Regions from separate parts of the Homo sapiens genome. Here region 2 is linked to region 1. The links are chromatin loops, found by intact Hi-C in ENCODE. Cell type or tissue: natural killer cell. All regions are shown on one strand. Links, peaks and the distances in the headings refer to the core of each region. The heading gives the core; the rest is flanking DNA. Region 1 overlaps CDH13 (cadherin 13). Region 2 has its middle 200 kb from the start of MPHOSPH6.

Region 1 (12,852 bases), core at 2,320-10,319:
CAATACATGCCAGCTGTGAGACCTTGAAAAAGTTGTTTAACAGCTATTTGCTTATCTGTGAAATGGTGTTAACACCTACTTCTTAAGTCTCTTGTGTGAAATGGATTAAATAAGAGAATTATACAAAGTGTTTAGCATAATATCTGCCATGCAGTGTTCAATAAACAGGAGCTTCAATGGTGATGCACTTTCAGGGGCCCAAGGACAAATGTATTCCAGATTATTTCTTATCATACAAATCCCTGAGGTTTAGATCAAAATATTTCTTGTTGGATTTGGAAAACGTTAATACATCAACACGTACTTGCATGTGAGCAGCACTTAACTTTAAACAACAGAAACATTGGCGCTATTATGATGACAACACATTCACCTGCAGGCTCTCTCCTTTTTTTTTTTTCTTTTTCTTTTTTTTTCTTGCTCTGTTTTTCTATTTTTATTTTTATTTATTTATTATTTTTTATTATTATTACACTTTAAGTTCTATGGTACATGTGCACAACGTACAGGTTTGTTACATATGTATACATGAGCCATGTTGGTGTGCTGCACCCGGCTCTCTCCTTTTTAAACTTGCAAGACTAGAAACTAAAATGTGAGGATTTGGAGACCCAGGATTCTCCTCTTTGAAGAACCACATTTGCTCCCAACCGTGTTGACTACCATGAATACCATGGATCTAGCTGTACTACTAAAATAGTAACTTATTCTTAAACAGGCACTTGGAATGAACGGAAATTGCAACATTCCTGTGCCCAAAGTAGACCAACATGAGAGTAACCCAGTTCTCATCATCTAAAAATAAAGAACCGCAGAATGATCGGGGCTCTTCCTCAAACTTGCTTCTTCAAGGAAGAAGCTTCAGCAACTGTAAGAAGCTTCAGTGCGGGTATGATGAAAACAGGACAATGACCGAACTGAAGTGCATGAAGCACGGAGGGAAACGGCATCAGAAAGTAGGCCCTCATGAGCCCATTGAAGAGTGCGCTGCCAAGGGCTGGGCCCCAGTCTGCCAGTCGTAAGTAACCCAAGTACTTGTGTAAGAAACTGCATTCCCACTAAATACCAGTACCCTTTCCAATGAGGGTATATGACCCTGTGCTGGTGTTATCAACAAGCCATGTTACAAACCAGGCACAACTTCCTGCCATGTCACCTACACACAGAAGAGAGGAATTCAAGCCAGTTTATTCCGAAACAAAGAACTAGAATAAAAGATACATGAAAGCAAGGAACCCAGTGTGTCTTGTTGCTACTGTATCCTCCGAACACCTTGAAGCGTGTCCCTTACCCTATAAGCACTCAATTAAATGTATGTAAAATGAATGAATTGCTCAATCAATCCATATGCTATGACATAGACTATAAAAGTATAGTAAAAACTCAAGACTACTCAAGGAAAGTTTGTGCTGGACATGAGAGATTGGGCTATAACTTGGAATCCTTTGGGTTTTCACTTACCTTCCTTCACCTTTAATATCATTGATTATTGTCACCCATGTAGGAAGATTATATGATGCTTACTATGTTTCCAGCATTTTCTAAATGCTTCATATGTATTAACTCATTTAATCCTTATGAAATCCTATGACATCATTATTATTTTTCCCATTTTCCAGGATAAGAAGTTGAGGCAGACAATTTGTCAAGTTTCCACACCTAGTACATGATAGCCATGATTTGAATGCAGCCAATCTGGCTGTGTGCAGAATCCATGCTTTTAACTACCGTAATATTATATGGCCTCAGTTTTTAAAAAGTATGGGAAGCTCCAAGCTGCAACCGAAGCTCTGTTTTATTAGCTGTTTAGCAATTACTAGTTAGCAAAAACTAGTAATTTCATTTTTTATAATCCTCAGAAGCGTTAGCTGTAATCATACTTTATGGACAAGAATCCCAAGATCAGGGAGGGTAAGAGTGTTGCTCAAGGTCCCACAGCTCAGTACGCAGCAGCACTGAGACCTGAATGGAGGATCTCAGATGCTGTATTAGTCCGTTCTCATGCTGCTAATGAAGACATACCCGGGACTGGGTAATTTACAAAGGACAGAGATTTAATGAACTCACAGTTCCACATGGCTGGGGAGGCCTCACAATCATGGCAGAAGATGGAGGAAGAACAAGGGGACTTCTTACACGGTGGGCAAGAAAGCATGTGCAGGGGAACTCCCATTCATAAAACCATCAGATCTCATGAGACTTATTCACTATCACGAGAACAGCACGAGAAAGACTCACCCCCATGACTCAATTACCTCCCACTGGGTCCCTCCCATGACACGTGTGAATTCTCAGAGCTACAATTCAAGATGAGATTGGGGAGACAGCCAAACCATATCAGATCCCACAGCTCTTGATCACTCTGTTAAGAAATTATGAAATTTATTGTATCTTTCCTTAGTTTTTTGTGCCAGAACTTTCTTGGAGACTCCCATGATGGGCACAGAAAGACAAGAGGGCATCTATCCATAGTCTGCTGCTGGTTGTTCCTACAGGAGCTGGACCCCAATAGCTGCCAGGTCACCTCTGGTTACTGTCAAGGCCAGCTGGAACTGGGTATTTCTGAGGTCACCAACATTCAATTTATACAACTACCTGATTCCCCCTTGAGTATAAGTTGGGACTCATGGCTCACGTTTCAGTTCTCATTGACAGGTGACTCCCCCAGCAAATGCTCAGAAAAGGCTTTGGCAAGGCTTCCGAGATGGACATCTGGAAAGCACCCGCATCCTCCCAGGGCCTGAGACCCTTGAGCGCATTGCCCAGTAAGGGTTCTGCTGGAGGGTGGGGACTTTACTACCTACCATCATGCTACTGCTCTATGTCTGTCCAGCACTTTATGCCTCCAACGCCCTTATAGTATCTTCTCACTTCAAACTCACAATAATGCATTTAAGTAGGTAAGAAAACCAAATCAATCAATCAATCAATCACTTCCAAATACAACCATTAACCCACTGATTTTTCTTTATCATTTTTGTTAAACATATACACCTCATGATATGTGCAAATACTCCATTGGTAATGAGGATACCATATGTGTCTGTATGTTGTTTTCATTCAATATCTTGAATCTCTCCCATATAACACAACTTCTTCAGAAGCATTTTAAATGGCTAGAGAAAACTGCCTTGCAAAATCTGCCATAATTTAACTACTCCTTTATGGCTGAATATTTAGCAACTGTTTTCACCCTAAGGACCATGTCTTGCTAATTATATCAGGTCTTGGGGTTTATACCTCTTCCAGCTCTAGATCATCAAGCTGGTCTCTGGAAAGCCAAAGTTGCCCTAAGGGTTCTGACCTCCTCTGAGATGCCCCCAGGGTCTCCCTTCTTGGTCTCTGGTACCCAAAGTCTGATGCAGGCCTGGAGGGCTCTACTGATGAGATAAAGACCCCCCACTGTTGCCCTGTCAGGGTTCAATTCCATCCACTTCAGCTCCCACAGAAACACCCTAAAGCCATGCAGTCCCGGGTTTGATGAGGCACAGAAATAATGAGCTCAGTGGGAAGAAAACAATCTTTGAAAGCCACATTTCTGCGCACAGGGTGGGCATGGGAGAGGGGTACTCACTTGATAAACAGCGATTACTTCTCTGTCCAAGGTCCGTGTCACGGAGACGCTCCCTGTGTTCTCATTGATTCTGAAAATTCCTTTAGGCTCTTGATCCACTCCCTTTCCAGTGAGCCGGAACTTGGACCTTTCTGGCCTGTCACTATCGACTACCTAGTCAGAAAAACAGAGAGACATTTAAAACTGCCTGGAAAACACAGAGAAAGCACATTGCAAACATACTCCCATGAGCAATTCACTAATCACAGGTGCCAGCACATGGGTACCTGGTGAACACAGATTTGACTAAAGTAACAGCACCAGAAATAGCATCACTGCCTAACGCCTTTCATCCTAATATCCACGTCTTTGCAGCTGGCAGCTGAGGAAGCTTACCAGCACTCGGGTGACATACAGTGATGGATCAAGGAGGGCAATAATGCCAGTTCAGTCAAAGTTGGACATTTTATTATTTTTAACTCCACGAAATATATTTTTTTCAAAAAAATATTTATCTGCAAACAAAACAAAAAAGGTAATGGAAGCCATTTGCTGCGCATGCATTGATCAAGATTCCAGGTATTTACATATATCCACTAATCCAGTGTCACCTGCCCTGTCACTTCTACTAGGTACTAGGCATGGTGCAGAGGAAGCACTTTGTCTCATCAGAAAAGGTTTATACATATACATATATACACATATATACACATACACACATCTATTTAGGGGGCTTATATATATAATATGTATATAACCCCTAAATATTATATATATCAAACCCCTATATATTAAATATATATGCATCAATATTATATATAGATACCTCAATTTAGGGGTTTTATATATGTGAAACCCCTAAATATGATATATAATATATATATTAAACCCCTATGTATTATATATATTAAACCCCTATGTATTATATATTAATATATATATTAAACCCTACATATTATATATATTAAACCCCATTATATATATTAAATATTACATATATTAAATCCCTATGTATTAAATATATATAATAAATAAAATATATATGTTATATATAAACCTCAAATTAGGGTTGTGTATATATATATATATATATATATATATATATATATATATATATATATTTCAATGCTGGAGGCAGAGGACATTATTATTTCCACTTAATGGATGAAACCACTGAGATAGAATGAGTCAGCAAGCTGGCCATGGCCAAAGCTATGAAAGAGATAAAAATGGGTTCAGAACCACATCTTCCATTCTCTAGAGACACTGCAATACAACATACAACACTGTCGTTTCTGAATTTACTTTATGGAATTTTCCTACAAATTGTCGACCTTGATTTGACATTTGAAGAATAAATTTGGAAGGGAAAGGTGGAGGAGAGTAGTTCCAGGCAGAGGGAACAGCACAGACAAAGGCAGCAGGCAGACAAGGAAGAGTCTGGAAAGTTTTGCAAATCGTGAGTTACTGGCATATGCTTAAGCATGTAGAGGGTTAGGCTGAGAAGCAGTTGGGGTCAAAGTATGGGGGGTGGTCTTTTTATGTAGATGTGCAACTAAAGAGAACTATTATTGGCATAAGTGGAATCTAGAGTTTACCCTCAAGTATTCATCTATATTTATGTCACTTTATCATCAGAACCTTCAAACGTTAATTTGATTATAACAAAACAATTGAAAGGTCATGAACACAATAATCATTCAGGACACACAGATAAAAGAAAGCTGATACAGATCTAGCTGTCACCAAATTACAAACGAACAGGCACCTGTTGACACATACTCAACAGCGCCTGGAGGGTTTAGGTGGCTAAGACAGGAAACCTGCCCTCTCCTAATCAAAATGGGTCCTGCCCGCCCCCTGCTCCACCACCCCACCACCCCCGCCACTTTAGCTGCCGCCAAGCCTGCAATTCCGATGTCTGACACCAGGTGGCAATGGTGCCTAAGGCAGCATGAACTTTACGCCAGGGTTCATCTGGCAGGATCACTCAAGGCATTACAGGTTTTTTTTTTTTCCGATTAAAAAATGTTGTTTATTAAAATACACTGAGTGTTGACTAAACACCAATTACATATGTTTGTATTTTTAAGAGTAACTGAAAATTGGATACAAAAGAAAATTAAAAATAAACTATGTGGGCCGGGCGTGGTGGCTCATGCCTGTAATCCCAGCACTTTGAGAGGCCAAGGTGGGCGGATCACTTGAGGTCAGGAATTCAAGACCAGCCTGGCCAACATGGTGAAACTCCGTCTCTACAAAAACTACAGAAAATTTAGCTGGGCGTGATGGCGCACACCTGTAATCCCTGTTACTCTGGAGGCTGAGGCAGCAGAATCGCTTGAATCTGGGAGGCATAGGTTGCAGTGAGCTGGGATTGCTCCACTGCACTCTAGCCTGAGTGACAGAGTAAGACTCCATCTCAAAAAAAAAAAAAAAAAAAAAGAGGTGTTTGATACTCTCTGATGAAAATAATTTTCAGTCATTGCTTGACTTGATTAATCCAACTGATACTTTTCCACTGACCCCTCTACTTGCTGCCTGGAAGCCCCATGAGGTCAAGAGCCACAGCTTACTGGGCTCACCATTGGATCCCTGTGGCTGGCAAGTAGCGAGAATGAACTCCACGGATTAGACAGCTATATGTTGCAATCCTAGCTTTCCCAGTGATCCACTGTGTGAGTATGAACACGGTCCATCGCCTCATCTTTAAAGTGCAGATGACACCACTTACTTCCCAGCATTGCCGAGGGTTTAATGAGATGGCATCTATAAAGTACATGTCCTGCCACACAGAAGGAGCTCAGTTAATCAAAGCTAATAATTCCAATATTAATCATCACAATAAAATTACACTGTTGTTAATGGGTAAGAATGGTATCTCTATCCTTTTCTGAGGGAATAGGTGGTTTCCTCTTTTTTTTTTTTTTTTTTTTTTTGAGACAGAGTCTCACTCTGTCACCCAGGCTGGAATGCAGTGGTGCAATTTCGGCTCACTGCAACCTCCGCCTCCCAGGTTCAAGTGATTCTCCCACCTCAGCCCCCTAAGTAGGTGGAACTACAGGCACACGCCACCATGCCTGGCTAATTTTTATATTTTTAGTAGAGATGGGTTTTCCCCATGTTGGCCACGCTAATCTCGAACTCCTTACCTGATGTGATCCACCCGCCTCAGCCTCCCAAAGTGCTGGGATTACAGGTGTGAGCCACCACGTCCGGCCTAGGTTTCCTTTTTAATAACAAAATTCACAGGCCTCCCAGAAGAGAAGTGCTCTGGAAACAGCTCCCTGCGTGGGAAGGGGTCACCAAGCACACTCACCTCTTCTCTGTCACTGTGGTCATTATTGCTTCACCCCTCTCTGCCAGCAGCAGTATTTACTGTGAAGAGCGAAAGAACAAAGCTTCCACGGTGTGGAAGGGGATCCGAGCAGGTTGTCGCTGCTGCCTTGGGGGTGGCCAGCTTTTATTCCCTTATTTGTCCCCACCCATGTCCTGCTGATTGGTCTATTTTACAGAGTGCTGATTGGCCCACTTTACAGAGTGCTGATTGGTCCATTTTACAAACCTCTAGCGAGCCACAGAGTGCAGATTGGTGCGTTTTTACAGAGCACTGATTGGTGCATTTTACAAACCTCTAGGTAGCTACAGAGCACTGATTGGTGCATTTTACAATCCTAGCTACAGAGTGCTGATTGGTGCATTTTACCATCCTCTTCTAAGAAAAGTTCTGCAAGTCCCCACTCCACCCAGGAAGTCCAGCTGGCTTCACCTCTCATTACCACCTTTGCCCAAATATGGATTAAAACTCCTTCCTCTTGTTCTCCTAAGCACACCTGAGATGAGCAGGTCCTTTTTGAAGATTCTATTAACATACAATGCATTCTGACGAGCAACGAACATGGGAATTCTACAAGAGCTATGAAGCAATCATGCTTCCCAAGAATGGGCTTCTCTGACCCATCTATCTGCCAGACACAGGCCCCGCTGGTGAAGACCTGCCAGGAAAAGCCTTCCGGGCTGTTAGTTATCTTTTCTTGACCCTTCTCTGCTCAGAAAAAGTTGGGAACACAGCACCCAGACCTTCTAGAAGAAACAAGGAGGGGGTGGGGGAATGGGCCTCTTGGGACAAACATCACCACCCTCCCGTTTCTCTGCCTGCCACTCGGCACAGAAAGCTGAATTCTAGACCCAGAAATTATCCCAGGGTGACTTTCCCTTCTGCTGCCAAGGGTGGGTCTCAGTCATTTTCTTGCCCTCTCTCAGAGAGCTTGAGCCACTTGGTGGTACAGACACAAAGGTCTTAGAGGCAGGACCTAGCTGAGTTGGCTCCTGCTGCTGAATTGAAATTACTTATTCCCCAGGAAAGAAGCCAGTCCCCATTGTGAGGGCCCCAGCTTAGCACTGCACACGTCTGTCTCTCTTCTGTCTCTCTTCAACTTTTTATGTTCTTAAGGATGTGGCTGCTGAACCTGCCTCCTGCTCCTCAGAGCTATGTTCACTTTGAAGAAACACCCACAGCCAAGAATGGTGTTCCCAGAGTGAGAGGCCCTATGGGACCACCAGCACAGGGAAATGGTGGGTGTCACTTCCAGTAGGGGCCTTGCTTTCTCTAGACTAATTGGTCTCAAGATATGATTCACTGGAACAGTATCAGCATCACTGGGAACTCATTAAAAACGCAAATTCCCAGGCTTCCCCCAAGCCTCTTGTATCAGAAATCAGGGTAGGGGGAGAATTGCTGGCAATCTGAGCTTTAACAATCCCCCCTCCCCAGGTGATTCTCACGCATACCCAAGTTTGAAGACCACTGCTTTGGGCAGCTTTCAGCACCATCCCTGTTGAGTATCACTGATGCTGGTTTCCACCGCTACTGTTTGGAGCCCTCTGCTAAAAATAGGCTGGGTCTGTTTGCCACCTTCTTTCTAGACCTATTTTAAACATATAACACTAACAGGAAGTCTTTTAAAAACCTGTTTCTAAGACCTCAGAAAGCAGAGTTGGTTTTTCTTAAAGTCACTAGATGCAACATCTCTACGTGTGTTAAAGGCACCCCATGGCTTGGAGGAAGCTTGGCGAGGAAAGCATGAAAGTGGAGTGGGGAAAGTCCCTCTTCAGGGGAAAGCTCAGTGTCTTGGCTTAGTTTAGATCCAGGAGGAAGCTCAAGCCCTTCTGAATTACCCACCACCTCTCTGGCTTCTTGGTGCCTAGCTGGGTTTTCAGAGGGACCCCAGCATATTCCAACTTCACGAACTGGGGGATGGGAGGTATGCAATGACCATAACCCAAGGATACACTCAGCCATGCTTCAAAACCACTCCATGCAAATCAAGTGTGTTTCCAGACCACCTTGATTATGCTGTGCTCAACTCCTGGGAACTCCACAGCTGCAGCAGCTGAGCCTGCAGCCCTTTGTTGTTGTTTAATGTCAAGAAATATAAGAAATCCAGTGCACTCCTCTGGCCAAAGCAAACCCTGCCACGAGTCTCGACTGTTGCAGCAGCTGTTAAGGCCCATTATATACTCCATAGCAGGGCTTCACAGTTAGCGAGAACTTCCTATTATTCTTTGTAATTCCACACTTCTTTTCACAGTGGGATGTTTTTTTTTCTTGTCCTCTGAGTTGGAATGGAAAAAATAGCTAAGGATGAGAAAGAACATGAGCCCCTGGTGTCAACACTCTGGAAGGGCATGTAAATAGCACACAGGAGTCTTGCCTCATACCTGGGTAAAGAGACTTCCTGGCTGGCTGTTTGGGGGGGGGAGGTGGGCGTCGCATAGCTGGGACCAGTGTCTTCTGCATCCGGGCAGGGGCAGGGAGTACTGAGGCCTGGAGCAGGTAGTGACTCCTTGATTTGATTTTAAGGGTGTTCTCACGGTATGCCTTTTACAGATGTGACACAATATGGACAAAGCCAATGTTCCATTCAGTTCCCCTGCAAAGTCCCATGCCTACCTCTATTCTCAGCTGTAATGAATGATACAATGTGGTGTGTGTTTTTAATGTATTTGCATACATATGAACTCATAGACTATATAGCAGCTTTGAGTGGTTTTACATAAATAAGGTCATTATATATGAATTATACAATTATTTCTACTCAATGTGGTTGAGGTTGAGGTTTGTATGTGTATATGTGTGTATTCATTTATAAACTTCGGGTGGTAATTTTAGATTTACAGAACTATTACAAAGATACTACAGAGTTCCCATGTACCCTTCATCCAATTTCCCCTAATGTTGACATCTTACGTAAAAATGGAACATTGGTCATAACTGATAAATTAACACTGATACTTGACTATTAACTAGACTCCAGATTTTATGTATTCAGATTTCATCAGTTTTTCTAGTACCTTTTTTTTTTTTTTTTGAGATGGAATCTTGCTCTGTCACCCAGGCTGGAGTGCACTGGTGTGATCTTGGCTCACTGCAACCTCTGCCTCCTGGTTTCAAGTAATTCTCCTGACTCAGCCTCCCAAGTAGCTGGGACTACAGGTGCGTGCCACCACGCCCAGCTAATTTTTGTATTTTTAGTAGAGACAGGGTTTCACTGTGTTAGCCAGGATGGTCTCAATCTCCTGACCTTGTGATCTGCCTGCCTCGGCCTCCCAAAGTGCTCGGATTAGAAGCATGAGCCACCACGCCCGGCCTCTAGTAACCTTTTTTTTTTTTTAATCCAAAATCCAATCCAGGATCCCCCACTGCCATGTGTGACTGTGGCGTTTCGTTGTATATTTTGGTACTTCCCTGTAGGTTCTCACTTTCTTGAATTGCACTTTAATCGGTTACTCTTTTTTCCTTGTATAGAAAATGAATTTGAAGTATCAGAATGACAGAGTTGCCAAGTTCTGCAAGTCATTGTCCTCCTCCCACACTCTGCCAACCTCTATCCTCTGCTCCTTAACCCAGATCTCAAGTAGCTACTTTGTCTGCTTTGTCCTCAGAGCCTAGAACAGTATGCCGTACGTGGTGGGCTTTTAAATAAACATTGCATAATGAATACGTAAATGAATATTAAGTAGTCTCTTCCCTGGCCTCCATGTTTCTGATTTCTCTTTTATCCCATCTCCTGTCCTAATTGCAACCAGAATGGTCATTCTAAAATGCAAACCCACATCTGACTGGGGCAGTACCCATATGAAAACTTGCAATCGGCCTGGCACAGTGGCTCATGCTCATAATCCCAGCACTTTGGGAGGTTGAGGAAGGTGGATCACCTGAGGTCAGGAGTTCAAGACCAGCTTGGCCAACATGGTGAGACCCCGTCTCTACTGAAAATACAAAAACTAGCTAGGCGTGGTGGCAGGCGCCTATAGTCCCAGTTACTCGGGAGGCTGAGGCAGGAGAATCGCTTGAACCCGGGAGGCAGAGGTTGCAGTGAGCCAAGATCACACCACTGCACTCTAGCCTGGATGACAGAGCGAGACTCTGTCTCAAACAAACAAACAAAAAACACCCCATGAAAACTTGCAATGGCTCCCTCTGCCAGAGGGTAAAATCTCAGAGCTCTTCTTTGATGGGTCTCCACCTGCTTCTCCAGTCCGAAGCCACAACCCAGCATGAGGCACAGCCCTCTGAGCTGTGCCTTTCTTTAGCTGGATGGCCATCCCCCACCTACTCTGCTGGGGATGCCCTCATCTTCCTGGACTTGGTGCCGGCGATTACTTACCCACTGAACCTTCCCCTGACCCTTTCTCCTGCCCACTCCATGCAGACTTAACCTCATCCACCTGAGCTCTAGCCCTCCTCGCCTGCAAGGTCTGTTAAAGCTAGGGGAGCACCTTGCCTCTTGGTGGGTGGTGGTAACTGTCCCTCAGGCTGTTGCTTTCTTATTCTCTTTCACATTCCCAGGGCTTGGAACATAGAAGACACTTGATTAACACTCTGAGTGAAGAAGTACAACTTTATTTGCCTGTTTTTATATGATTATAAAATGCTTCATAAACTCACAAATTAAAAATAAGGTCTGTCATACAAACCTCCTTTTTCTTTTTCTTGGAAAATGCAGCCACTTTACCTGGAGACACATTTTCAGACCTTTATTTCTCTTTTTACAATTCCCCTGCATGGTAAATGCACCTGATAGCAATAACTTATGCATACCCTGAAAATGACTCTGTGTGGAGGATGCACCCGGATGTCTGTTCCAAGCTAGGAAATCTGGGAGTGGCCGACCTGGAGGCTCCTTCCTTGTCTATGAGGAACATCTGAACCCCTGGCCTGTCCCATGGAACATGGACGGCAGATCCAGGCCCTGACTCATAGGTGGAATGAAAGTTGCCAGGTGAAGGATGTTAGGGAAAGGGTGCTAACTGAAAATGCTATATAAACTGCATGCCTTTTACAGGTGGTTGTGGTTCTCCTGTTCAGCCTGCCACCACTGGATTCCCCTGTATGGAAGCATCCAATAAAACCCCTCGTCTCATCGCTGGCTCCAGGTCTCCTCTTTGGCATCTTGAACCTGCTGCCACCCCCACTGGAGTTGATAGGGGTTCAGCAGAACATCCCCATAGTGAACTTCCCAGGCAGTGGTAATGCTTAGGAGTTGAAAAGGGACTTAATACCCTCCCTATCCTTATAATTTGCAGGGGTCCCTTTAAATGGAGACCCTCCAAGTGAACACTGCTTGTGAGGCAAGGCAGCTTCTAGATAAATAAATTCTAGTACCCTTTCCCTGTCACATCCAACCAGATTGATGCGCCTAGTTTTCCTCTATGTAGAAAATCAAGGGACACATTTTCAGAGGATGATAACTATACATATGCATTATTATCACAAGGGTGCAAAACTAGGAAATAATTAGACCTTCCTTCCTGGCTACCAAAGCGAACAAATCACATGTGAACAGCACTGGTCTTTAGAGGATGAAGGTAGGTGTAATACTTTTTCCTTCACCTTATAATATTTTCAGTTTTATAAAATGAGCCTATATTACTTACACAGGAAAAGACAACTTTTAAAAACATGTAAGAGGAATTATTGGAGTTACATGCATATGCTAATTTAGAAGATGTTTTCTACTCTACGTTAAATAGGAAAAAAAAAAACACTGTTGCCTTTACCTATAGCTGTTCAGAGGCATTTGTGTTTTATCATTAGATTGCTTCTGTAAGGTAATCTGTAAGCATTAATTAATTCTCAGCTGTGGGTTAGTCCTTGCCATGCCTTTGAAATTGAAGACACAGCCATTCAGCAGTCTGGGTAGCTGGAGTACCATGCTTTTCTCTCACCCTTATGCTGCTCAACCATGTTCAACCTCTAGGTCATAAATTAGCCAGGGAACTAAGGAAAGCTCATG
Region 2 (12,852 bases), core at 3,306-11,305, 850 kb after region 1:
ATGAGCCAGTGTGTGGTGGTAATCCCAGTTATTCAGGAGGCTGAGGCGAAAGGATTGCTTGAGCTCAGGAGGCTGAGTATGCGGTGAGCCATGGTAGCGCCACTGCACTCAGCCTAGGCAACGGAGTAAGCTCCTGTCTCAAAAACAAAAGTATGTCAGTGGTGGAGTTTTTAGAGAAACTTCCCATGATGAAAAGGACACAGAATTGAGTTACTCTAAGAAATGTGACCAATACACCTCTCTCTGCTCAAGAGCCTCCGGTGGTTCCCAGCTGCCCATTGCAGTGCTCCACAAACATTTTGGCCTCCACACTCTTTTGCAATCTTAAAAAATATTAGGCCAGGCGCAGTGGCTCACTCCTGTAATCCCAGCACTCTGGGAGGCTGAGGCGGGCAGATCACAAGGTCAGATCGAGACCAGCCTGGCTAACACGGTGAAACCCCGTCTCTACTAAAAATACAAAAAAAAAAAAAAAAAAAAAAAATTAGGCAGGCGTGGTGGTGGGCACCTGTAGTCCCAGCTACTTGGAAGGCTGACGCAGGAGAATGGCGTGAACCAGGGAGGCAGAACTTGCAGTGAGCCGAGATCACGCCACTGCTCTCCAGCCTGGGTGATAGCACAAGACTCCGTCTAAAAAAAAAAAAAAAAAAAAAAAAAAAAATATATATATATATATATAGAGAGAGAGAGAGAGAGAGAGAGAGAGAGAGAGAGAGAGAGAGATCCCCACTCCTACATAGGTTTTGTTTATACAGGTTATATCTACCAATATCTGCCATTAGAACTGAGAAATTTAAAAATATGTATGCATTTAAAAAGAACAATCATAAACTTTAAGTGGCTCTTTACCCACGCATGATTTTGTTACACCATGCATTGGTCATTAAAAAGCTATTGGCTCAATGAGTTATGCAGCTGTTCCAAATGTTGAGACGTTCCATTATATAACACTAAATATTTTAACATCAGGCAGTTTTTTGTGAGTACACTGTAGGAAAAGAGTCAGTGATTTGCAATGCAGTTGGGTACCATTGCTTTGATTTGTGCAAAAGTGACAGCCATTTAATCAGTTTTGCTTTTACACCACCAATACAAGTATCCACACAGATGAAGAGACAAATAATGAATTTATATTATCATGAAAAAAGTTTTGACTTAATAGGCCCACTCTGAAAGGGTCTCAGGAACTCCCCACCCCCACCCCCCATGGGTTCTGCAGACCACAGTTCTAGTACTTCTGGAATCAAATCAGTAGTTAAGAATTTTGGCTTTGGTTTCAGGCACAGGGTAGCATGAATCAAAATTCTTCCACAGGCTAACTGAATAACCTTGGATAAGTCGCCTGACCATTTTGAGCCTCAGTTTCCTCTCCCTCTGTAAAATAAGAATAAAGATAGTACCTATCTCATAGGACTGTGATGAGGATCACATAAAATATTCTATATAAAGAGCTATATAGTACCTGATACAGAGTAGAGTACCCAATAAATGATATATACATTTTAATTTAGCAAATTCTTATAATATAGGTGCTAATGTGGGATAAAATGTGTAAAATAAGGGGAGAAAGGCAGACCATTTAACTTTGTCTATTGAATATGTAAGAACATGCTATCTCCCTCATTCTGTTTCAGGATCCTGAAGGAGAGAAATGGGCTAAGCACGTTGCTGAATTTACACCCATTATCAGGTGGAAATGCATCTTATTTATCCTAAAGAGACTATCAGTGTTCATATGTAGCTAATGCTCATTATCAAATAAAAAGTAAGTAGCAACAAAAAGCAGTAATTTAGCTCAAACATGCATTTTCATTTGGATATGAATCTTTTTCAGGTTTTCCATCTTTTGTTACGTTAACCATTCATCTGTTACACCTAACTGACACTAATATTGCCTTCACATGCTGAGGGGAGACTTTAAATTTAAATACGGTACTCAAACTTCCTAGAAGTCTCCTTTGCTATAAAAAAGAATATGCTTTATTCTTTAGAAGTCAGATCAAAGTAAAGAGCAAACCTTCCCTTAAAAAACCAGCAGCAACTTCTTCCAGCAAAGGCAGTCATGTATATCTCTGCACAGCTGCAAAGCAAGCTAACAGTATATCTGGTTCAGTATAAGAAAGGCAGAATTATGAGCCTGCCTGGATGATGGAATATAGAAATGCTGCTTTTCAATGCCTCTACAGGGGTACCTGTTAGCTGCTTCCTCCTAATCCAGACTCCTAACCCTTGCACACTTAACCTGCTGCTTACCCTACTCAAGGCGCTGTGACTCTTTGTGGTCCTGTCTGTGGCTCTGGACCTCCTTCTTGCTGAGTTGACTGCAAGCTGCTTTATTTGCCTCTTCAATCATCCAGCATCCCCCCTAGCAAAGGAAAACCTGTACCCCTCAGATGAGTTGTGAGAGAGTCAGCACCAAGGACAAAAGAAGAAAACTGAAGTTACTTTTGGAAAATGATTCAGCCTTAACCTGACCTAGACAGAGATGTCCCACATGGGACCATCACTAGGAAAGGAACACAACTCCATCGCTCTCATAAACAAAGTTGTAAAAGTGAAATGTTTGGGCAGGGACAAATCCACAACTTTACCTCATTCTACCACTCACAGGCAGGCTTCTCCAACTGGCAAAATATTCCTGGCTTCCCCAGCTCCAGGGTGCTCAGAATTCCCTGGGAAGCTTGCTAAAATGCAGATTCCCTGGCCCTGTGCCTCAGGTGATGCCAATGCAGACCTGCCAGGACCCCCTTAAGATGTCTTTTCTACCAGCCTGGATTTCCCAGCTAAACCAGTTAGAGGATTTCTAACCACCTTGATTTCTTTCCATTGCCACTATTTATGTCTTCTTTCATTTAAAAAACACTTATCAATCATATATGGCAAACATATATATAATACAATATATGACATATAATAAACTACTTTCATCAAGCTTAAATTCTAATTAAATGAATCACACAAATAAACAACCTATGTGATATATTCAAATGCTCAGAGCAGCTTTGTTCATAATACCTAAATAATGGAAACAATCCAAATGTCCGTCAACAGAAGACAGAGAGATAAACTGTGGTCTATCCACACAATGGAATAGTATTCCACCATAAAAAGAAACCAAGTGTTGATACATGGCACAACATGAATAAACCTTGAAAAAATTATGCTGAGTGAAAAAAGCCAGTCACAAAAAGACCACATATGTTATGATTCCATTTATAAATAATGCACAGAAGAGGAAAATCTATAGATACAGACAGTTAACCAGCAATTGCCAGGGCTAGGGAGTTGGGACAGATACGAAGTGATTGCAAGTAGGCATGAGAAATCTCTTTGGGTGCTATAAGTAGATTGTGGTGACATCTTTAGACTTGTGTGTCACCAGCAAATACAGGTTATGCTCCATATCTCTTTGTGTTGGGCCTCAGGAGTAGACAAGGCCATGGCACAGGGCTCAAAACGGCCATAGGAAAAAGCTGGAGTTAAGGATGGTGTGAGAAGGAGGTGGGTGGGCGCAGAAGGCCACATGCTGACACCTCCATCAACCCACATTTCACGGAGGAAAGAACAGGGAACTATCAGAAACGAGACAGAACAACCAAATGGCCATAACGTCAAGTCCCTAAATCATCCAAAGTGTGTCCTCGTCTGGGGCAGTATAATGACACAAGAATTAAGAGTCAGAGGTAGCTAACATTTAACAAACCCATCCTATGTGTTAAGCCCTGTCTTAAGCTTTCTGTGTGCATGAACTCATGTAATCATCACAGCCACTCTGTGACATAGGTATGAATGAAAGAGGTTTCTGTAATATACAAGTCAGGGTCCTGGCAGAACAAAGATGGCCCATTCAAATGAGGCCAGTGATGAAAGCTTAATAAAGGGAGTTTACAAAGGTATACGCAGTGCCCCAGGAACTAACAGGTGCTGGTGCAGTACTCCACAGCTAGTGACAGCAGGAAGTCATCACTCCTTTGGGTTTGAAAGAGCTTGCAAGTAGACGGATGGGGACCGGCACCTGAATGGAGAACCATCCAAAGAAAAGGGATGCAACCAACTCACAGTGACCCGGAAGAAAGGAAATGGGAAACAAATACCTCGACCTAACTCTCTTCCCTTTCTTCAGTTTTCTTCTGACAACTTCCATTGACAAACCCATTTGGACACCACAGGATAAGGAAGCCCATTGCTACAGCCTATAAGTCAGCCTCCTATACACAAAGATGGATGGACAAGGATAGAGAATGAATCTGGAGGAATAAATGGAAAACATCCCATGTCATATCAGCATCATTCACTCTTGACAAATAGGGAAACCAAGGTCTGAAAGAGTTAAGGGATGTGCCCACGGGCATACTTCTAGAAGGTCAGAGCTGGGCTAGGAATCCAGACATTCTAGTGGGTCTTAACCAACCCCTAGGCTTCAAGTGTTTCCCTGAACCCCAATCAGTGTGGAAAATGATCAGGACTCTCCAGGTTCCCAAGATTAGAGGAAACAACTGGGTCCCAGCACAAAGTGATCATCCAGAACCAAGACCAGGTCACATGACCGTATACTCCCCACACCTTCCAACTCCTGGATTTTTCAGTTATGTTGTACTCAGGCCTCATTTCCCATAGGACAAATGCAACCCAGGTCTGGGTATCAACTCTGTCCAGGTCACTGAATGTGGCTCAAACACAAATCATCAGGCATGAGGTTTTTGGTGGAAAATATTTTAGACTATTCTATGTGAGTGCTGTTTCTCTGCCACCTGCAGGCCTGCTGTGCCTGGGAACAGTTGGGGAAGCAAAACTCATGCCATCCCTGCTTGTCCTTCAGCCTTAGAGAAAGCACTGCTTGGGGAGATGCTTCAATTTGTATGCTAAAAATCTCTCCAACCCTTAAAGGAAAAGCAAAGTGCCTCTCCCTGCTCCGATTTGCCGCAACTTGCAGGACTGGTACTTGAAAAAATGGGCTATGGGGTCTGTGAGTCCCCAAATGGACTTGGTTGTGAGGGATCTCCTTCATGTGACTTCTCACGTCATACCCACTGGGTCTGTGGGGTCCCAGAGCTGTCCTAAGATGACCTGGTCCTGGAGACAGATGCCACCCAGGAGTCCCAGCTGGTGAGCTCCACCCCTTCCAGCCCAGGTGGCCCCTCAGGAGAAGAAGGTGAGGTGGGCATTGGGCAGTTTGGGGCATTGACTGAGATGACAGCTGAGCGATGGGGTTAATATGAAGGGACAAGCCTGTCTGCCACCCTGTTTGTTATCAAACAGTTCCTGCAGAGCACTGCAGTCACAGTGAGCACATCAATCCCAACACAGGCAGCCTTTCGAAGGTAGATGCCAGGCCTTCAATTGGCCAATGTACTATTGGTCAGCCCACCTATTTCATCCTTGACTTCTAGCTTTATTGTTCTGTGATAGGGAGGAAGGGGTTGCACTCCCTGTGTCCATTTCATCTGCCTTTGCTATTATGCACTGTGACAGTCTCTGCTCACAGCAGGTTGCAGAACTGAGCCAGTTTTATGATTGCTCTCTACCTTTTTCCCCAGTCTGTGGATCTTTCCATCCCAAATAAATCAATGTTACTATTTCTCCTTTCTCCCCCCATTCTTGGCAGGCTACTGCTCAGGCCATTTCTTTCAGATAATGAGCCAGGCAAACTTTCCTGCAGGGCCAGTGTGGGGCCCAGGCTGGGATGGAAACAAGGCTGCATGGTTCAAACCAGAGAGTTTCTGAGATGCTGCACAAACTGCCCTCTGTCTGGGCCAGTCATGGCCATTTCCCTTCCACGTGATGGAGGAGGAGGAGCATGGGACAGGGCAGGTAAGGGTGGAGAGAGCAGGTGCAAAACCATGCTTCATCCTAAGTCACCCTAAGTGGACTCAAGTCGGCTCATGGAGTGCACTGTCTTTATGTCAGGAGAGCTTCCAATACCATTTCCACTTCAGACATCAAAAGAAGGACTCTGGAAGCCATTTAGCTGAATGGTTTTCAAAGGAGAGACTTGTTTTTTAAAATAAACACTTATGCAGAATCCCAATATATAAAAGAGAGAAAGCACCATACTGGCTGATGTTGGAGAGAAAGCACCATACTGGCTGATGTTGGAGAGAAAGCACCATACTGGCTGGTATTGGAGAGAAGGGCTCAGGACCCTCCCCACTCTCTCTCCCCATCAACCCAAGAGGCCACCCAAGTGTCTTTGTGAAAACCCAGAGTTTTGCCGGTGTGGTTTGGAAACTATGAGCCAACCCTTTCACAGGGCTGAAATCTCCTTCTCAGCATTTCTGGTATGTTCCCAACTCCAGCCATTTGTGGCTGTCCCTCCAACACACATCCATGAATCTGTCCCTGCCTGGTACCGCTGCCCTCCTTGTAGTGCCTGATGCCAAGCCAGCTGGAGGCCTCTCCTCTACCCTCAGACCCTCCACCAGGTGCCTCATCGGAAGGACTGGCCCGCTCTGTGGCTATGCCCTCAGCCTTGTGTTCCCAGGCTCCCTGCCTGGTCTCTTGATGCCCAAGAAAGCCACCTTGACCTGCACATGGACAGGTTTTTTCCCCAGGGTGGGTAATTTCCCTATCTGCCTTCTTGGCATTGTAGCATGATGGTTAAGAGCCATAAGCTTCCAAGTCACACTACCCAGGTTCAAATCCTGACTCTGCCCTTTTCTAGCTACTCACTTTGGTGACCTTTGGCAAGTTATTTAACAGCTCCATGAATCAGTGTCCTCATCTGCAGAATAAGCATAGCAATCCTTCCAACTTTAGAGTTGGGAGATCCTGTATGTGGTCAATGTCCAGGGATGCTACTCTGTCACACTCATACTGCCTCTTGAGTCTATGACCCCAGACCTGGCACTCACAGCCCAGCTGGAGCTGGGACACCAGCCAGTTCCTCCACCCTGCTCCAGCATGCACATTTCAAACCACTCTGCCACCTGCTGGTAGTCTACACATGATCCAGGGGGAGCAAGTCAAGACAAAACTTTAACTCATGTTTATTTTCTTTTTTTTTTTTTTTTTTTTTTTTTTGAGATGGAGTCTCGCTGTCGCCCAGGCTGGAGTGCAGTGGCGCGATCTCGGCTCACTGCACACTCCGCCCCCCGGGGTTCACACCATTCTCCTGCCTCAGCCTCCCGAGTAGCTGGGACTACAGGCGCCCGCCACCTCGCCCGGCTAATTTTTTGTATTTTTAGTAGAGACGGGGTTTCACCGTGTTAGCCAGGACGGTCTTGATCTCCTGACCTTATGATCCGCCCGCCTCGGCCTCCCAAAGTGCTGGGATTACAGGCGTGAGCCACAGCGCCCGGCCAACTCATGTTTATTTTCTAAAAATCCGTTTAACAAATGTTTATTGAGCACCCATGTAATGCCATGAACTGTGCTATATATTAGGGATTCAATAGAGACTAAAGAAGACAAGACTGTTATCCTACAAAGCTAACATTTCAATGACTCTTTTTTTGTGATATTTCCCTAAAGGAACTGGAGGCAAGGGTTGATCCCAAGATCTGACAAAATACTCAAGAAAATGCTCAGCCGCCCAACCGTGTGTTGCACAGGTGCTTAGTGAGAGCCCCAAGGGTAAGAATCAAATAGAATCATCACCATAATTGTGGGCAGTGTTTTCTTTTCCTCTTGGGCAGAGAGCCTTCCATTAGGCACAGAGCAGTGAGGGTTGGGCACAGGACTGAGTTCGGGCTCATGGAGTATGGCCAGAAGTGACATGAGCTGCTTCCAGGCCTGGCCCATAGAAACTTCCTGCATGGCTGCTCCATGCTTTTCCCCCTTTCTGGCAGTCTTGAACAAAGAGTGCCCCCACGGCAACTTGGGAATCACCAAGGTAGGGAAGATAGCAGAACCACAAGACAGAAGGAGCCGGAGCCCTTGAATCACCACTTGGAAGAAAGTTGCTCAACCAGGAAAACTTTCATTGGAGCTTGACATGAGTGAGAAATAAACTTTGATATTTAGAGGTTATGTTTTACCATGGCTTATATGGTGTTAATGTACAGAAGTGGTGAAGGACCATGGAAAGAAACAGGAAGAAAATGAGAAAATGGGATGGACGATGAACAAGACAAGAATTCAGGCATCTTTTGTTGCTCTTATAACTTTTCTGTTCTCTAATGTTAAAACGTAAAGTGGTTTATTTTCCCTCTGAGTTCAGTAATAAAACATGTGCCACAAAAGGGGAGTATATGCCTGTGCCCACTGTCTCTGAAAAAGAAAATGTAACTTTAGTTTGACAGGATTTCTTTCACAGGAGGGGGAAAGAAAGAAAGAAAAGTACAAAGGAAATTCTCAAGCTAGTTGGAGAATCTAAAGACATAGTCTCAAGCACAGAGAGCACACTCAAGGAACTTGGAAGAAATATGAAGTTTCAAAGGCTGACCGCAGTCTCTGTCAAAGTTTCTGCAGTCTGACATCTCAGACTGCAGAGTCTCAGACCCAGCAAGAGGTCAGATGAAACCACCTAAATCACAGATGGGTTAACAGAAGACGAAAGCTATATCTTCTCAGTATGTAATCCAGGTTTAAGGAAGAACCTAAGCTAGCAAAACAGGTGTGATAAAATGAGATGTATCAGAAGGGATTCTCCTCCAAAATAACATTAAAACTGTTCTCAATAGGAGTTCCTTAGACCCTTAACATCAGAGTCACTGGGAATGCTGGTTGAAATGAAGTCTGTTTATTCTTAATAGTTAAAGAATAGAAAATACCTAAATGTCCATCAACAGGTGAATGGATAAACAAAGTTTGGTATATCCATACAAAAGAGTATCATTCAGCAATAAAAAAAGTGACAAACTGATACACACAATATGTGTGAATCTCAAAAACATTTTGGTGAGTCAAAGAAGCCAGACATAAAAGTACATACCGTATGTTTCCGGTCACGTGAAACTCTAGAAAAGACAACTTTAATCTAAAGTGACAGAAAACACATCAGTATTTGCCTGGGCAGGGAGAGTGGTGTGGAGAGCGAATGGGAAGTGGCACAAGAATGTGGGAACGTGTTCCAACTTGACTGTAATGGTGGCAACGTGGCTTTATAAATTTGTCAAAACTCATGAAAAGGTACACTTAAAATAGGTGTGTTTTACTGTATGTGAAGTATACCTCCACAAAGTTGATTAAACATTAAATCTTACAAAATGTAGACCTATTAAAAGCAACAATACTCCAGTAGCAATGAGCACACCTAGCACCCAGATGATGATTTCTAATACCAGGATGATTTCCAATACAAGGATTCTAGAATGGGAGCAGGAAGTATACAAAATGAGCCTGAGCTCATTGTAGTTCCAGAAAGTAAGGAAGTACTGAGAAAAAATAAATAAAATGAGTGACATGGTTTGGCTGTGCCCCTACCCACATTTCATCTTGAATTGTAGTTCCCATAATCCCTACGTGTCATAGTAGGGACCGGGTAGGAGTTAATTGAATCATGGGGGCAGTTACCCTCATGCTGTTCTCATGACAGTGAGTGAGTTCTCATGAGATCTGATGGTTTTTATAACAGGCTTTTCCCCCTTTTGCTTGGCACTTCTCCTTGCTGCTGCCACGTGAAGAAGGATGTGTTTGCTTCCCCTTCCACCATGATTGTAAGTTTCCTGAGGCCTCCCCAGCCAAGCTGAACTGTGAGTCAACTAAACGTCTTTCTTTTATAAATTACCCAGTCTCAGGTATGTCTTTATTAGCAGCATGAGAACAGACTAATACAACAATCCCACAGTAACAGGGTTACGTTAAGGAGATACAGAGTGAACTGAAAGTGCTCCCAATGGCCAAAGCCAAAACATTTTCAGCAACCAAATAGTATTGATATTACCCAAAAGTTAAAAATAAATAAAAAGTTAAAAATTAATTAAAAATAAAATAACATAATAGCCATGTGTCCATATCAATATAAATAAATGATTAAACAAATAAATAAATAGGGGAGAATAGACAAACTTTTGATACAGAAGAATTCCAAATAATTTACATATCTACTCCACCCTTCAGGAAGTAGAGCATAACTCCTATTCTTTCAGTGTGGGCTACAGATAGTGAATTTCTTTCAAATAGTAGAGAAAAGAAGTACAAAAGAATAACTGTGCAGTGAAGAAACAACGAACACTACCTCAGCCAGGTGATCAAAGTCAACATCAACAGTGATATATCATGTTGACAGTATGTGCCCTTGATATCACGTGATGAGAATGGCATTTACTTCTGTGGTTTTCCTAACAAAAGTCCATAACACCAGCCTAATCATGAGAAAAACATCAGACACATTTCCATTGTGAGACATTCTTCAAAATAACTCCTCAAAACTCCTCAAAATGGGGAAGGTCATCAAGATCAAGGCAAGTCTGAGAAACAGTCACAGCCAAGGAGATGTGACAACTACCTGTGATGCAGTGTCCTGGACAGGATCCCGGTACAGCAAAAGGACGCTAGGTAAAAACTAAGGCAATCTGAATAAAGCATGAACTTTAGTTAATAATCATTGATATTGGTTTGTTCATTGTGACAAATGTACCAGGGTACAGTAACAACATAAGTTAGTAACTGGGGAAACCGAAGGTGAGGCCTATGGAAACTGCACTATCTTTGCAATTTTTCTGTAAATCTAAAACTGTTCTAAAATTTAAAGTTTATTTTTAAAAATCAGAGGCCCATTCATTCAGCCTCTCTAGTCCAGGTGCCCAGTAATCTGTATTCAACACAGCCCCGTGAGTGTATCCAAGAAGCCCTAGAGCAGTGGTTCTCAACCTTGACTGCTTATCCCAATCACTTGAACTTAATACCACCGCCAGAACCCTTGTGATTCAACAGGCATGAAGGGAGGTCACAAACAGGTCTTCTTAAATGGTCTCCTGGTGACTCTATCATGCAGGGTTGACAGCCACTGCTTTAGGGACATGTTGGATTTCTTCATTCTTTTTTGCTTCTACATCCAATATTTCCACCCCCAAACCCCCCACCCTCCCACTCCACACCACACTTTCCCTTAAAACACATTTAAGCATATCACTTGCCTGCTTGGGAAAAAAAAAAAAATACCATGGGCCCAGAGAATGCAGGAACCACTCCAGGAGGCATATTACAGTCCTGGGCCACCAGCACCCAGCCACCTCCCAACTCTACCTTGGTCCATTCCCCTGCGGCACCACAGGTACCCAGCCCTGCAAGCCTCTGACTCCATTGCACCTTTACAGCACTACAGCTCATGTGCACGCCTCCTCTTTCCCAGACAGACTCTCCCACTGTTACAGTAGGTAGCTAGTCAGACACGAGCAGGGTAGGAAAGTCCCCTACCACCACCACCCCCACCAGGAATGTCAGGCCACCATTAGGTGATGGGCAAGTGGTTGTTAAATTGTCTCTAAAATAAATATCAGTTGCCGCCAGTGCCAGGGTAAGGCAGTCTCCCAATAGATAGAAAACCCTTGAAACTGGTGATTAGCAGCTTCCAGATAAGATCTCAGCAGTTGAGTGAGTCGGCTCAAGCATGAGCACTAAGAGGCAAAATGACAGAGTTTAAATGGCATATGACCTTCCTCTTGGAACACTCAACTAGTAAGGGGAAAATGCCTCAAGTGAGCATGTGCACAACTTCGGGAAACACACTGTGCACGAGGCCCCTCCCAAGCACTAGCAGGCCACTGTGCATGCAGACAGCCCACCCCAAGGGAAAACTCCGGGGAGAAGGGATGCGACCTCCCAGAAGCATGCCAATGTATAAAACCCAAAGTCAATGTCAAATCATGCACTTGAATCTCTCAAATTGCCCACTTGACCCTCTTCTACATGTACTTCCTTTTGCTCCCGCTTTAAAACTTTTATTTAATTATTTATTTATTTATTTATTTATTTATTTATTTATTTATTTATTTTAGATGAAGTTCTGCTCTTGTTGCCCAGGCTGGAGTGCAGTGGTACAATCTCAGCTCACTGCAACCTCCTCCTCCTGGGTTCAAGCAATTCTCCTGCCTCAGACTCCCGAGAAGCTGGGATTATAGGCACTCGCCACCATGCTCGGCTAAGTTTGTATTTGTAGTAGAGATGAGGTTTCACCATGTTGGCCAGGGTGGTCTCCAACTCGTGACCTCAGGTGATCTGCCTGCCTCAGCCTCCCAAAGTGCTGGGATTACTGGCATGAGCCACCACACCCGCTCTATGCTTTAAAACTTTTTGATAAACTTTTACTCCTGCTCTAAACCTTGCCTCTGTTTCTTTCTTTCTGAAGAGTCTAGAACTGAGGTTGCTGCAGACCCACAGGAATTCGCCGCTGCTAACATACTTGGGGGCTGTGTGACTCAAATACATTCGCTAGAGGTAGCACCGCCTGTTCTGCCTGACAAGCTCTCCCTCAACCTTCAAAACCTAGATCAAATGTCTCCTCCTCTCTGAAGCCTGCCCAGCTGTCCCCCTAGAATACAGTCAGTTTCCTCTTCTGTCTTCCGGCCACACTTTTCTGAACTGTGCCTCATCACCCACCAGAGTGGACTGCAATCTTGCTTTGAATGTCTCTCCCCATCACTGGAAGGTGAACACCTTGAGGATAAGAATATGCCACTGTTTGTCATTCACACCCTGCTGTCCTCCCAGCACCTATCACAGTGCTGAGCAGAGTAGCTCCTCAGTATTCATTCAAATGCGTAACTGAGTAAATGCATTAATGAACAAACTCATTCTAGAGGCCTCAACCTCGTGTGAGGGGAAATAAAATCTGCCAGCTAAGAAAATACCTCTCTGTATCAGATGGCCCGTCTATTTCTGTTCATTTGCTCTGCAAGTGACATTCCGAATGTTTCCTTAATGTGTTTGTTAAGAACTACATATGCCAGCTTGATGAACAGGCTCTGGTAT

What was found. A loop is a pair of places that touch in the nucleus more often than their neighbours do. Peaks named below come from ENCODE experiments on the same cell type or tissue, not always from the same donor. Only the 100,000 strongest peaks of a DNase experiment are listed, where the experiment ranks them.
Region 2: a loop joins it to region 1, with 3 times the contacts of the local background. A loop is called at or near these places in 2 of 110 quality-filtered maps.

The regions. Positions count from the first base shown.
Region 1 is chr16:83,208,220-83,221,071 of GRCh38, reverse strand. It overlaps CDH13 (cadherin 13), which reads right to left. Exons shown (of 14, transcript NM_001257.5): 5 at 3,575-3,727. Among named protein-coding and RNA genes, the nearest start is that of CDH13-AS1, 180 kb to the left of the region's middle. In natural killer cell, for the core only: CTCF peaks have their summits at 5,285 and 5,485 (motif pointing right); a DNase peak (open chromatin) is centred at 5,481.
Region 2 is chr16:82,362,215-82,375,066 of GRCh38, reverse strand. No RefSeq gene overlaps it. Among named protein-coding and RNA genes, the nearest start is that of MPHOSPH6, 200 kb to the right of the region's middle. In natural killer cell, for the core only: no CTCF peak of the experiment used is centred there; a DNase peak (open chromatin) is centred at 6,906.